Regions from separate parts of the Homo sapiens genome. Here region 2 is linked to region 1. Evidence: read pairs that join two places in POLR2A ChIA-PET (ENCODE). Cell type or tissue: K562. All regions are shown on one strand. Links, peaks and the distances in the headings refer to the core of each region. The heading gives the core; the rest is flanking DNA.

The links. ChIA-PET counts read pairs that join two places held together with the same protein. Peaks named below come from ENCODE experiments on the same cell type or tissue, not always from the same donor. Only the 100,000 strongest peaks of a DNase experiment are listed, where the experiment ranks them.
Region 2: POLR2A ChIA-PET joins it to region 1 with 7 read pairs; 3 of 35 experiments call an interaction of 5 or more read pairs at or near these places.

What each region holds. Positions count from the first base shown.
Region 1 is chr1:30,725,379-30,730,749 of GRCh38, forward strand. It overlaps MATN1-AS1 (MATN1 antisense RNA 1), which reads left to right. Exons shown (of 4, transcript NR_034182.1): 3 at 357-673; 4 at 865-1,368. Among named protein-coding and RNA genes, the nearest start is that of MATN1, 4.5 kb to the left of the region's middle. RefSeq lists enhancers at 4,835-4,964, 5,115-5,224. In K562, for the core only: no CTCF peak of the experiment used is centred there; a DNase peak (open chromatin) is centred at 2,633.
Region 2 is chr1:31,162,270-31,167,640 of GRCh38, forward strand. No RefSeq gene overlaps it. Among named protein-coding and RNA genes, the nearest start is that of NKAIN1, 75 kb to the right of the region's middle. RefSeq lists enhancers at 1,543-2,042, 4,609-5,108. In K562, for the core only: a CTCF peak has its summit at 599 (motif pointing right); a DNase peak (open chromatin) is centred at 622.

The sequences.
Region 1 (5,371 bases), core at 77-5,076:
CTGACTTTTTCCCCTTATATTTCATGTGTGCCTAATTCACTGCCCTCCCCAATTCCAAAAACCACTTGAAGCTGCTGATTCCTTTTTCTGCTACAACTTTGAAGTCGAATTCTTCTCCAGAGATGCTGCAAGGTGTGATGATGGTGGTGCCTCTCCCTTCCCAAAATGGTGTAATTAAGGTGTTACCTGTCTCCCCAAGGACGTGAGCTCCCTCCGAGCAGGGGGCTTGCCCGTCTCAGTCACCACTGAATCCCTGGGACCCAGCATGGTGCCTGGCACAGGATCTCTGGTAAGCAAATGAAGGAATGAATGAAAACTAACTACGAACCTGTTCCATTTCCCTATAAACCACCCAGGGTCACACAAGGGCCATCCACGGTGACCAGCGGTGAGAAACGCAATGCTGTCCTCGTGCCATGCTGGAGGTGAACGAGGAGAACGTGAGCTGGGGTCTCCTCACCAACTGCTCCCCCCACCCCAACCCCCCTGACGGCCAGGGCTGTGTCCAGGGCTCAGGGCACAAGGCTCCGTTAGCTGGGCAGCAGCTGGCCCATGAAACAGCCCTTTCAGCTCCACCTCTGAATGGCAGTTCTATGGGCTCCTCGGAAGAACACAGGCGCCTTCTCTGTGTCACTTCTCCGCTCATTAGCAGAGCTGCAGAAATACACTACAGGTAACTTTTCAGGAACAGAGATGGGTCCCCCCCCGAACACCACCAGAAAAAAAAAAAAGGCAGCTTTGGCATTCTATAACAGGGGCAAGGCCTGGGGGCGGTGGTGGAGAGGAGATCTAAAAGTTCAGCATATACATTAAGGAAAGAAAATCAATATTTGTGTTTTTTAAATGTGAAACATTTTTCCCCAGGACTCAAAATTGAGAACAGTGTGTCCGGTATGAGCCAGAAGGAAAAAAAAATGCACGAAGGGGCCTTCTGCAAGGTTGCTCACAAGTCAAACAGGCAGCTGTGAAGGGCTCTGCTGTTCCCTCCTCCTGTTTTCACATCCCTCGGGCTTCCAGAAACTTAAAGCCGTTAGTGTTTCATGCAAGAGAGAGCATCTGTGATCCACGGAGAGGCCCCTGGGCAGTGTGGTTCAGTGGGAAGCACACAGGACTCCCTCCCCAGTGCTCCCAGGATCAGCTCTTTCCCTAAAGAGCAAACCTGGTTATCTCGCAATGACCTAGCTAACACAAATGCAACATCAGCCGGGGCAGCCTGCCCCCTTCACTCTTTGCCCACCATCAGCTGTTTGGCAGTATCCATATACGCCTTTACCAGTATTTATTTAATCTTTTTGTTTAATTCACTCTAAACCAACTCACTTCTTAAAAATTTCTCTGCCTTATAAGAAATAATAGCCATGAAATCACTGGTTTGATGTACGGTTTATTTATTTATTCCAATAAACACTCATTCAATATAAAATTCAAATAAATTCAAAACTAATTAAATTTAGCTTTTTCATCCACATATCACTGAAAATTTTCTTGTTTTCTGCCAGTGGCATGCACGACAGACTTTGAGGAATCCTGTGAAGTGAAACGGCTTTAGAATCAAAGAGAGCTGGGCTTGAGTCCCCCTCTGTCACAGGCCAGCCATGGTGACTTCCGGTAAATCCCTCCTTTTTCTGCCTGTTTCATGTCAGTAGCATTGGAATCCTAATGCTAATGCCACAGGAAGGTTGTAAGGAAGAAATGCAGTGAATGCTACATCAAGCGTATTGGGCTTTTTGTTTTAGTTTTTTCCTTTTTTTTTTTTTTTTTTTTTTTTTAGGATGGGGTCTCACTCTGTTACCCAGGCTGGAGCGCGGTGGCACAATCACAGCTCACTGCAGCCTCGACCTCCCGGTTTCAGGTGATCTTCCCACCTCAGCCTCCTGAGTAGCTGGGGCCATAGGTGTTCACCACCATGCCCAGTGAATTTTTTTTTTTTGTAGAGACAGGGTTTCACCGTGTTGCCCAGGTTAGTCTCGAACTCTTGAGCTCAAGTGATCTGCCCACATTGGCCTCCCAAATCGCTGAGATTACAGGCGTGAGCTACCGTGACAGGCCAATGCTTATTATTTTTACAACGCCTTCTTTTATCAGTCAGGCTAGGATAGGCTATGTTGCAATAGCAGACATGCCCCCCAAATCACAATGGCTTAATACAGGGTTTGCTTCTCTCTCCTAGCACCGTCCAGTGCCAGGTGGGTGCCCCCCACATAGGCCCTCTCCAAAGCTGCCTCCACCATTTCCAAGTCCTTGTCTCAGGCCATGTGGACAAGAGAGAGACAGCAAGCATCTCTCTTAACTGCCTCAGAGAAGGAGTACACATTACCTGACTCTACCTGGATGCCCAGGGCCAGGATATGGCATTTAGTTAGCAGTGACAGTCTCTGTCACCATTGCCGGGGGGAAAGCCTTTGTTAGCACTGGATCACCTCTAGATGGAAATTCAGACTTGGCTGGCATTTAAAGCTCTTCACTGTCAGCTTCCTTCCACCTTCCAGGCCATTGTCAGTCTTTCTCTTTCTCTCCCTCTCCTTCCCTCCCTCCCTCTCCCTCTCTTCTCTAGTCTTTCCCTTTCTCCCCCTCTCCTCCCCTCCCACCATCTCCCTCTCTTCTCTAGCACTGAATGAGTCACTCTCCTGTTTTCAGAGCCTCCCAGATAGACTCCAGCCCTCTCACTAGCTCCCTATCAGAGTTTGCACTCAATGCATGGTGACCCATTTTATTTGTAGGGAAATGTGAAACCCTGAAGCTCAGACTCTGAAGGAAACTCAAAGGTCATCTACACCTGGCCACCCATGCTACTCACCTGGTTGTTAAAAATACAAGGTCCACCCCTGCTACGTGCCTTCTCGGGGCCAGAGGGTCAGCCCTCACCCCAGGAGCGACTGCGAGAGCTTCCCACGGGGAATGGCCCCTGTAATCAATCACACTGGAAGAAGAAATGAGCATCTGGAGGAGCGGGCTCAGGTTTAGCACTGGGAACTCTAGCTGGCCCAGTTAATGCCCCAACCCATGGCCCTTCAGCCCACTGTGGGTTCAGCTCACCTACAGCTGCAGGCAGTTCCCAGGGACGCAAGCAGTGGGCCAGGCAGCCTGGGGATTTAACATCCCCAGGTATAACCCGCAACCTGCAGGGATCAGAAGACCCCAACGTCCCCATCCCCCATTGAACAGTTCTGAGACACGCTCCTCGCCGTTCCTCAGAAGGTCCCCAGCAGGAGTGAGCCGCGGTTGCCCACAGAGGTGACCAGCTTATTCATGCACATTGTATTGGCTTTTATCCTGTCCCCACCTCACTTCCCCTCACTGTATTTCCTGGGATCACCTCCCAAATAAGCTACCTGCACCCAAGTCCTTTTCTCAGGATACCCGGTCACATCTCCAGGCCTTGGCCCAGCTGTTTTCCAGCCTCGCATGTCCTCCCAGCACATAGAGCAGAGGAAGCAGCAGGCGAGTGTTCTGTTCGACTATCTGGGCCACTGAGATGGCAGCAAAATTGTTTCCCAGGTGGATGTTGTTTATTTATTTAGAACTGTGGCTCCCTCGTGCCAGCAGCTCTCTGCTATGCCCACTGACCATCGGCGTGCTCTTGGTGGCTAATTAGGGAGACTTCTTCCTGGGACCCGGGAGACAGACTGGAATGTGAGCACTGGTTCCCAGAGAGCCCATCCGGGAGGGCAGCGGGCAAGGCCTGTGGCTGCAGAGACACACAGTGGCTGCTGCTTATACCCTCCGCAGAGGCCCTGCTGCCACCCAAAGACCCAAGGAGAACCCGAGGGTGGGTCCTGCCCCTGACTTCCTTTAACCTGACTGCTTTTCTTGACACTTAAACGGTTTCATTGCAAATTGGAGACACTGCCAGAGTACCGGATTGGACATGAATCTCTGGTCTTCCCAAAAGTCAGGCAGAGATGTGGAGGGGCCCACAGTCACAGGGCAGATTCCTCACCTGCAAAGTGGCCATGCTCATCGCCCCATCCAGGAGCCTGCAGTGCAGCTGGGCTGCTCCTCCTGCCCAGGCCCCATTCGGGCCACAGACCCCATGATCTGAGGTGTCACATGTGGTTCATGACACCTCCCATGTGCTATCTTGGTCTCAGGCCCCACGCATGGTCAGCCAAACTGGAATCCAGGGTGAGGAGGCGTGTGCTTTCATCTGCCGGCCTGTCTGGGGAGGCCACGGAGCAGCAGCACATCCTTCTGATGGGTTAACACCTGGGTGATACCAGCCCAACCTGATATCCCACCCACATGTCCAAAGATAGCACTCACATCTCAACCTGCCTCCCTCCTCGCTCTCCTAAACTCCAGACCTAGAGACCCAGCTGCTTCCTGAGCACCTCCCATTATATGTCCCCCAAGGAAGCGCAAATCTAGCCCCACCAAAACGCGATGCATCCTTTGCCATCCCCCGTTTCGCATCCTCTGCTCAGAGCTGGGCACCACCATCCGAGGGTCCGCAACATCCAAAAGCTCCCTGCTGCCTCTGAGGCCTCCTGCTTCTGCCAGGGCCCTCCCAAGAGGGCTCAGAGCCTGGAATAGGAATTAAATGAGGGCCTTGTGAGGTAGAAATTCCCAGAGGAAGGGCGAGGTTACCCAGAAAGGTCTAGAGAGACAAGCTCAGGTCCATTTGGGTGGACTGAAGTCCAAGCCCAGGTCTGCCCCTTGGCCAATGCGTGACTGTGGGCAGAGGCAGCCCCTCCCTGAACCTCAGGAATGATCACCACCCAGCACCTGCTGCGTGAGGCCACTGGGAGCTTTGTGGAGCCAGCACACTGAAGGGCCCACTCAATTACGGGGACCCTTCCTGCTACCATCACAGCTCCCGAGAAACCTGAAGTTGCCCCGCTTAGCACCCCAGGTTTAATTTTACCAGCTCTTTTTTCCCTCCAAGAGACAACCACTCCAGGCTGCCCTCACCTGCCCAGGCCTGGAAGCAGCCCCCTCTGTCCTGGGGCCGGCTCCTTTCCAGGCATGAAGCTCAAACAGGCGCTGTCAGTGGGTCCAAACCATCGCAGCCCCGTCAAAGGACCCCTGTGTGAGCCTCAAACGGGGCATTGATAGGGCCTCAGTGAGGGCTGCCCAGGCGATCGTGGGCTCGCTTGGCTTGGCTAGCCATGCGGACTTCCCCAAACCCAGCTATTTCCTGTCCCTCGGGTGGCCCCCTCCCAGCTGCCTGGCCACAGGGCACAATCCCACTACACAGCTCAGCCTGTTCTTCGGCTCCAGGCCAGAGGTGGGAGTCGGGGAAGGCGGGAAGGACGGGAGAGTCGCGCCGGGAAGTTCAGGGCCTCCTGGTCCTTGTGACACACGCAGCCATGGCCCTTCAATCTCCTTGTGATAGGATGCAAGGCTGGGCCAATGTCTCTCCTCCCGTGAC
Region 2 (5,371 bases), core at 139-5,138, 440 kb after region 1:
CTGAGGCAGGTGAATCACGAGGTCAGGAGTTTGAGACCAGCCTGGCCAATGTGGTGAAACCCTGTCTCTACTAAAAATACAAAAAAATTAGCTGGGCATAATGGCGGGCGCCTGTAATCCCAGCTACTTGAGAGGCTGAGGCAGGAGAATCGCTTGAACCCGGGAGGCGGAGGTTGCAGTGAGCTGAGATTGCACCACTGCATTCCAGCCCAGCTGATAGCGTGAAATTCCTTCTAAAAAAAAAAAAGTCTGGGCACGGTGGCTCACACCTGTAATCCCAGCACTTTGGGAGGCCGAGGTGGGCAGATCACCTGAGGGCAGGAGTTCGAGGCCAGCCTGGCCAACATGGTGAAACCCTGTCTCTACTAACAACACAAAAATTAGCTGGGTGTGGTGGCAGGCGCCTATAATCCCAGCTACTCAGGAGGCTGAGGCAGAAGAACCTCTTGAACCTGGGAGGCGGAGGTTGCAGTGAGCCGAGATTGCGCCACTGCATTCCAGCCTGGGCAACAAGAGCGAAACTCCGTTTTGGAAAACAAAACAAAACAAAAGTCTAGGGGCAGCGGAGATATAGCGCCAGCCAGCAGGTGTCGCTGTGACACCCATTCTCTTTGGTGTTCTGATGGAAAGAGCAGAGTGAGATATTTGAGTCGGATTAAGATTGTGTAGACAGGGAAGAGATAGCGATGGTAAACACGGGCCATACCTCTGCTGGAGATAGTAGGGAGGTTGAACAATATCACTTAGGAAAAATGCCCAGCCAGATGCTCAACAAACGGGTTATTTTCTAGGAAATTTACCACCTGTGTCATTTTTCTTTTGTGTGTGTGTGTGTGTGTGTGTGTGTGTGTGTGTGTGTGTGTGTGTCATTTTTCTTTTCTCACTGAGACAGGATCTCACTTAGTTGCCCAGGCCGGAATGCAGTGGCACGATCACAGCTCACCGCAGCCTCGACTTTCCCGGGCTCAGGTGATCCTCCCACCTTAGGCTCCCCAAAAGCTGAAATTACGGGCAGGCGCTAATTTTTGTATTTTTGTAGAGATAGGTTTTTGCAATGTTGCCTAGGCAAGTCTCAAGTTCCTGGGCTCAAGTGATCTCCTGCCTCAGCCTCCCAAAATGCTGAGATTAAAACCGTGCCTGGCCTTATTTTTCTTAATTTCTCTGTGCCTCCGTTTCCTCATCTATAAAATAGGATGCTGTGAAGATTCAGAGAGTTAATGTCCATCTGGCATGTTGTAAGGACTTGGTAAGGGTTTAATGTTGATTATTTTCCTCCTGTCAGCAACAATCTGCCTTGCTGGGCTCCCAGAGTTTTATTCCCCCCACCTGTGTAGACCTCTTGTCACACCAAGGACTCTCTCTGGACACAAGGGCAGGATACTGAGGGGGACAGAGATGCATTCAGGGTGTGTTCGCTCTGGAGGGTGAGAGGGTTTGAAAGTCAGTGTCGACCGGGCGTGGCGGCTACACCTGTAATCCCAGAACTTTGGGAAGCCTAGGCGAGTGGATTGCCTGAGGTCAGGAGTTTGAGACCAGCTTGGCCAACATGGTGAAACCCCGTCTCTACTAAAAATGCAACAGTTAGCCGGGTGTGGTGGCATGCGCCTGTCGTCCCAGCTGCTTGGGAGGATGAGGCAGGAGAATTGCTTGAACTTGGGAGATGGAGGTTGCAGTGAGCTGAGATGGCGCCACTGCACTCCAGCCTGGGCAACAAAGCAAGACTACGTCTCAAAAAAAAAAAAAAAAAAGCTGGTGTCCATCGGCAGGTGACGTCATTGCTCAAAACTCAGTTTTCCTGTCTGTGAAATGGATATCAGTGAAAGAGCCAGCGGCGAATGTGAAACTCCAGCCTAGTGTCTGGCACAGAGTGGGCATTCAAATAGCAGTAGCTGCAGGGCTTGTTGGCACTGGTGTTGGGGGCTTGGGACCCCTGCTGTCTCGTCACAGATCACCAACCAAGCTGTGGTTATTTTATTTTATTTTATTATTTTTTGAGACAGGGTCTCACCCCAGTTGCCCAGGCTGGAGTGCAGTGGCACCACCTCAGCTCACTTCAGCCTCAACCTCCCGGGCTTAGGTGATTCTCCCACCTCAGCCTCCTGAGTAGCTCCGACTACAGGGATGTGCCACCACACCCAGCTAATTTTTTGGTATTTTTTCAGAGAGACAGGGTTTCACCATGTTGCCCAGGCTGGTCTTGAATTCCTGGACTTAAGCAATCTGACCGCCTTAGCCTCCCAAAGTGCTGGGATTACAGGTGTGAGTCACCCCCACCCCTCCACCCCCAGCCCAAGCTGTGTTTTTTTTTTTTTTGAGAGAGAGTTTCGCTCATGTTGCCCAGGCTGGAGTGCAATGCCATGATCTTGGCTCACTGAAACCTCCACCTCTTGAGTTCAAGCGATTCTTGTGCCTCAGCCTCCCAAGTAGCTGGGATTATAGGTATCTGCCACCATGCCCAGCTAATTTTTGTATTTTTAGTAGAGACAGGGTTTCGCCATGTTGGAGAGGCTGGTCTTGAACTCCTGGCCTCAGGTGATCCACCCACCTCAGCCTCTCAAAGTGCTGGGATTACAGGCATGAGCCACTGTGCCCGGCCACTAAAGCTCTGATTCTTTTTTTTTTTTTTGAGACAGAGTCTCACTGTCTCCCAGGCTGGAGTGCAGTGGCATGATCTCAGCTCACTGCAACCTCCACCTCCCAGGTTCAAGCAATTCTCCTGCCTCAGCCTCTGGAGTAGCTGGGACTACAGGTGCCCCCCACCATGCCCAGCTAATTTTTTGTATTTTTAGTGGAGACAGGGTTTCACCGTGTTAGCCAGGATGGTCTCGATCTCCTGACCTCGTGATCTACCCACCTCAGCCTCCCAAAGTACTGGGATTACAAGCGTGAGCCACCACACCCAGCCAAAGCTGTGGTTCTTAATCTAATATTTGGTAACCTGTGATGGCAGACTGGGGTCCTCATGCCAGTGTGATGTTTCTGAAATCCAGAGAACCATCCCATAGTTAAATGGGAAGAGGTTGCTCAGGCCCACAGAAGAATCTCTGTTGGGGGCTATCATCAGCTCTCTAGGATGTCACATAGTGTGTCCTGCCCAGCAGAGCTGCTGGGACAGCTGTTGTTGGCAAATGGAAAACTAATTAACTCTTAACCAATACTCTGTTTTTAAAAATGGGACCTGGTTGTGGATGGTAGAAAGTGGGGAGCAGCTGAGCAAGGTGGCTCATGCGTGTAATCCCAGCACAACAAGGCCGAGATGGGAAGATTGCTTGAACCCAGGAGGTCGAGACCAGCCTGGGAAACCTGGTGAAACCCCATCTTTACAGAAAGAAAAAAATTAACTGGGTGTGGTGGTGCACACTTGTAGTTCCAGCTACTCGGGAGGCTGAGGTAGATCACTTGAGCCCAGGAGGTCGAGGCTGCAGTGAGCCATGATTGTGCCACTGCACTCCAACCTGGGCAAGAGAGCAAAATCCTATCTCAAAAAAAAAAAAAAGGTGGGAGTGGCCGGGTGCAGTGGTTCATGCCTGTAATCCCAGCACTTTGGGAGGCCGAGGCAGGTGGATCATCTAAAGTCAGGTGTTCAAGACTAGCCTGGCCAACACGGCGAAACCCTGTCTCTACTAAAAATACAAAAATTAGCTGGGCATGGTGGCAGACACCTGTAATCCCAGCTACTGGGGAGGCTGAGGCAGGAGAATATCTTGAACCCAGGAGGGGGAGGTTGCAGTGAGCCGAGATCGCACCACTGTACTCCAGCCTGAGTAACAGAGCGAGACTCCATCTCAGGAAAAAAAAAAAAAGGTGGGAATGCTGATCTAGTTTACATTCTCCACTTTAACTCAAACACCATTTTACAGGCAGAGACACTGAGGCCCTAGTTTGAAGCTCAAAGGTCACAGTCTAGTTTTTGTTAAGACCAGGGGTCAGGGGTTGTCATTGTCCTGTAGTAGAAAAGAACTAATGTTTATTGGGGACATACTATGTGTCAGGTGGCTTATAAACATTCTCCTTAATTATCACAGTAGCTCTGATATATTATGTCATTTTACAGATTTGAAAAATAAGGCTCAAGATCTAAAGGCTCACTTTTCCTTCATGGTAACTTTACTAACTGTCTTTCCTCTGCCTAGAACAGTGGTTCTCAAGTGTGAGTGTTGTCCTCCAGGGTCATTTGGCAATGTCTGGAGACATTTTTGGTTGTCACAACCAGGGGTGGGGGGTGCGTGTTGTGGCTAGAGCCTAGGGATGCTGTTAAACGTCCTCCAGTAACACAGGATGGCCTCTCACAACCAGGAACTACCCAGCTCCAAATGGCAGCACTGCTGAGCTTGTGAAACTCTGATCTAAAGTAATGCACGCCCTTCCCTCTGGGTCACACCAGGAAGCCTCTCCTGACTCCCCACCCAGGAGAGGTCGCTCCTCCCTGTAGCCCCTGCAGCCACCAGCCGTGCTGTTAACAGGGCTGGTTGTCCTGCCTCTAACCAGAGCTCTTTGGGCAGATGGTATTGAAGGTATATTCAGTAAATGCTTACTGGCTTAAAACACAGTTAGGGCTGGGCGCGGTGGCTCACGCCTGTAACCCCAGCACTTTGGGAGGCCGAGGCAGGCGGCTCACCTAAGGTTAGGAGTTTGAGACCAGCCTCGCCAGCATGGTGAAACCGTGTCTCTACTAAAAATACAAAAATCAGCTGGGCATAGTGGTAGGTGCCTGTAATCCCAGCTACTCGGGAGGCTGAGGCAGGAGAATAGCCTGAACCTGAGAGGTGGAGGTTGCAGTGAGCTGAGATCGCACCATTGCACTCCAGCCTAAGCAACTAGAGTGAAATTCCATCTCAAAAAACAAAAAAACAAACAAACAAACCAAAAAACACAGTTAGTGTCTTTCGTCTATTGACCTCTTGCTTCAGTTAGGCTGGTGGCTTTTCCAGGACTGGGATGTTTGTGAAAGACCCCACAGCCTCTGTGTCCTTGCCAGAGAGGTGGCAGGCTTTCTGTCACTTCAGTTGTGCAAATTGAGGCCACAGGGCCACTTACCAATGTAGATGTAGTACAGTGCAGAGGTTAAAAGCACAGGATTTTACGTCAGAAAGATCTTGATTTAGGTCCTAGCCCTACAACTTACTGTGTGACCTTGGACATGGTACTTGACCTCTCGGAGTCTCAGTTTCCTCAGTTATGAACTGCAGATAATAATAGTATCTACCTCTTTGGGTCATTGTGAGGATTAAATTGGACAGTCTAATCACAGTGCTTAGCACAGTGCTGGCAATTTCAGCATTCTGAAAATGCTGGCCATTACTATTATTAGGAGATGCCATGGGGTTTCCACTCAACGGTATCAGGTTCCTTCTAATTCTGAAATTCCCAA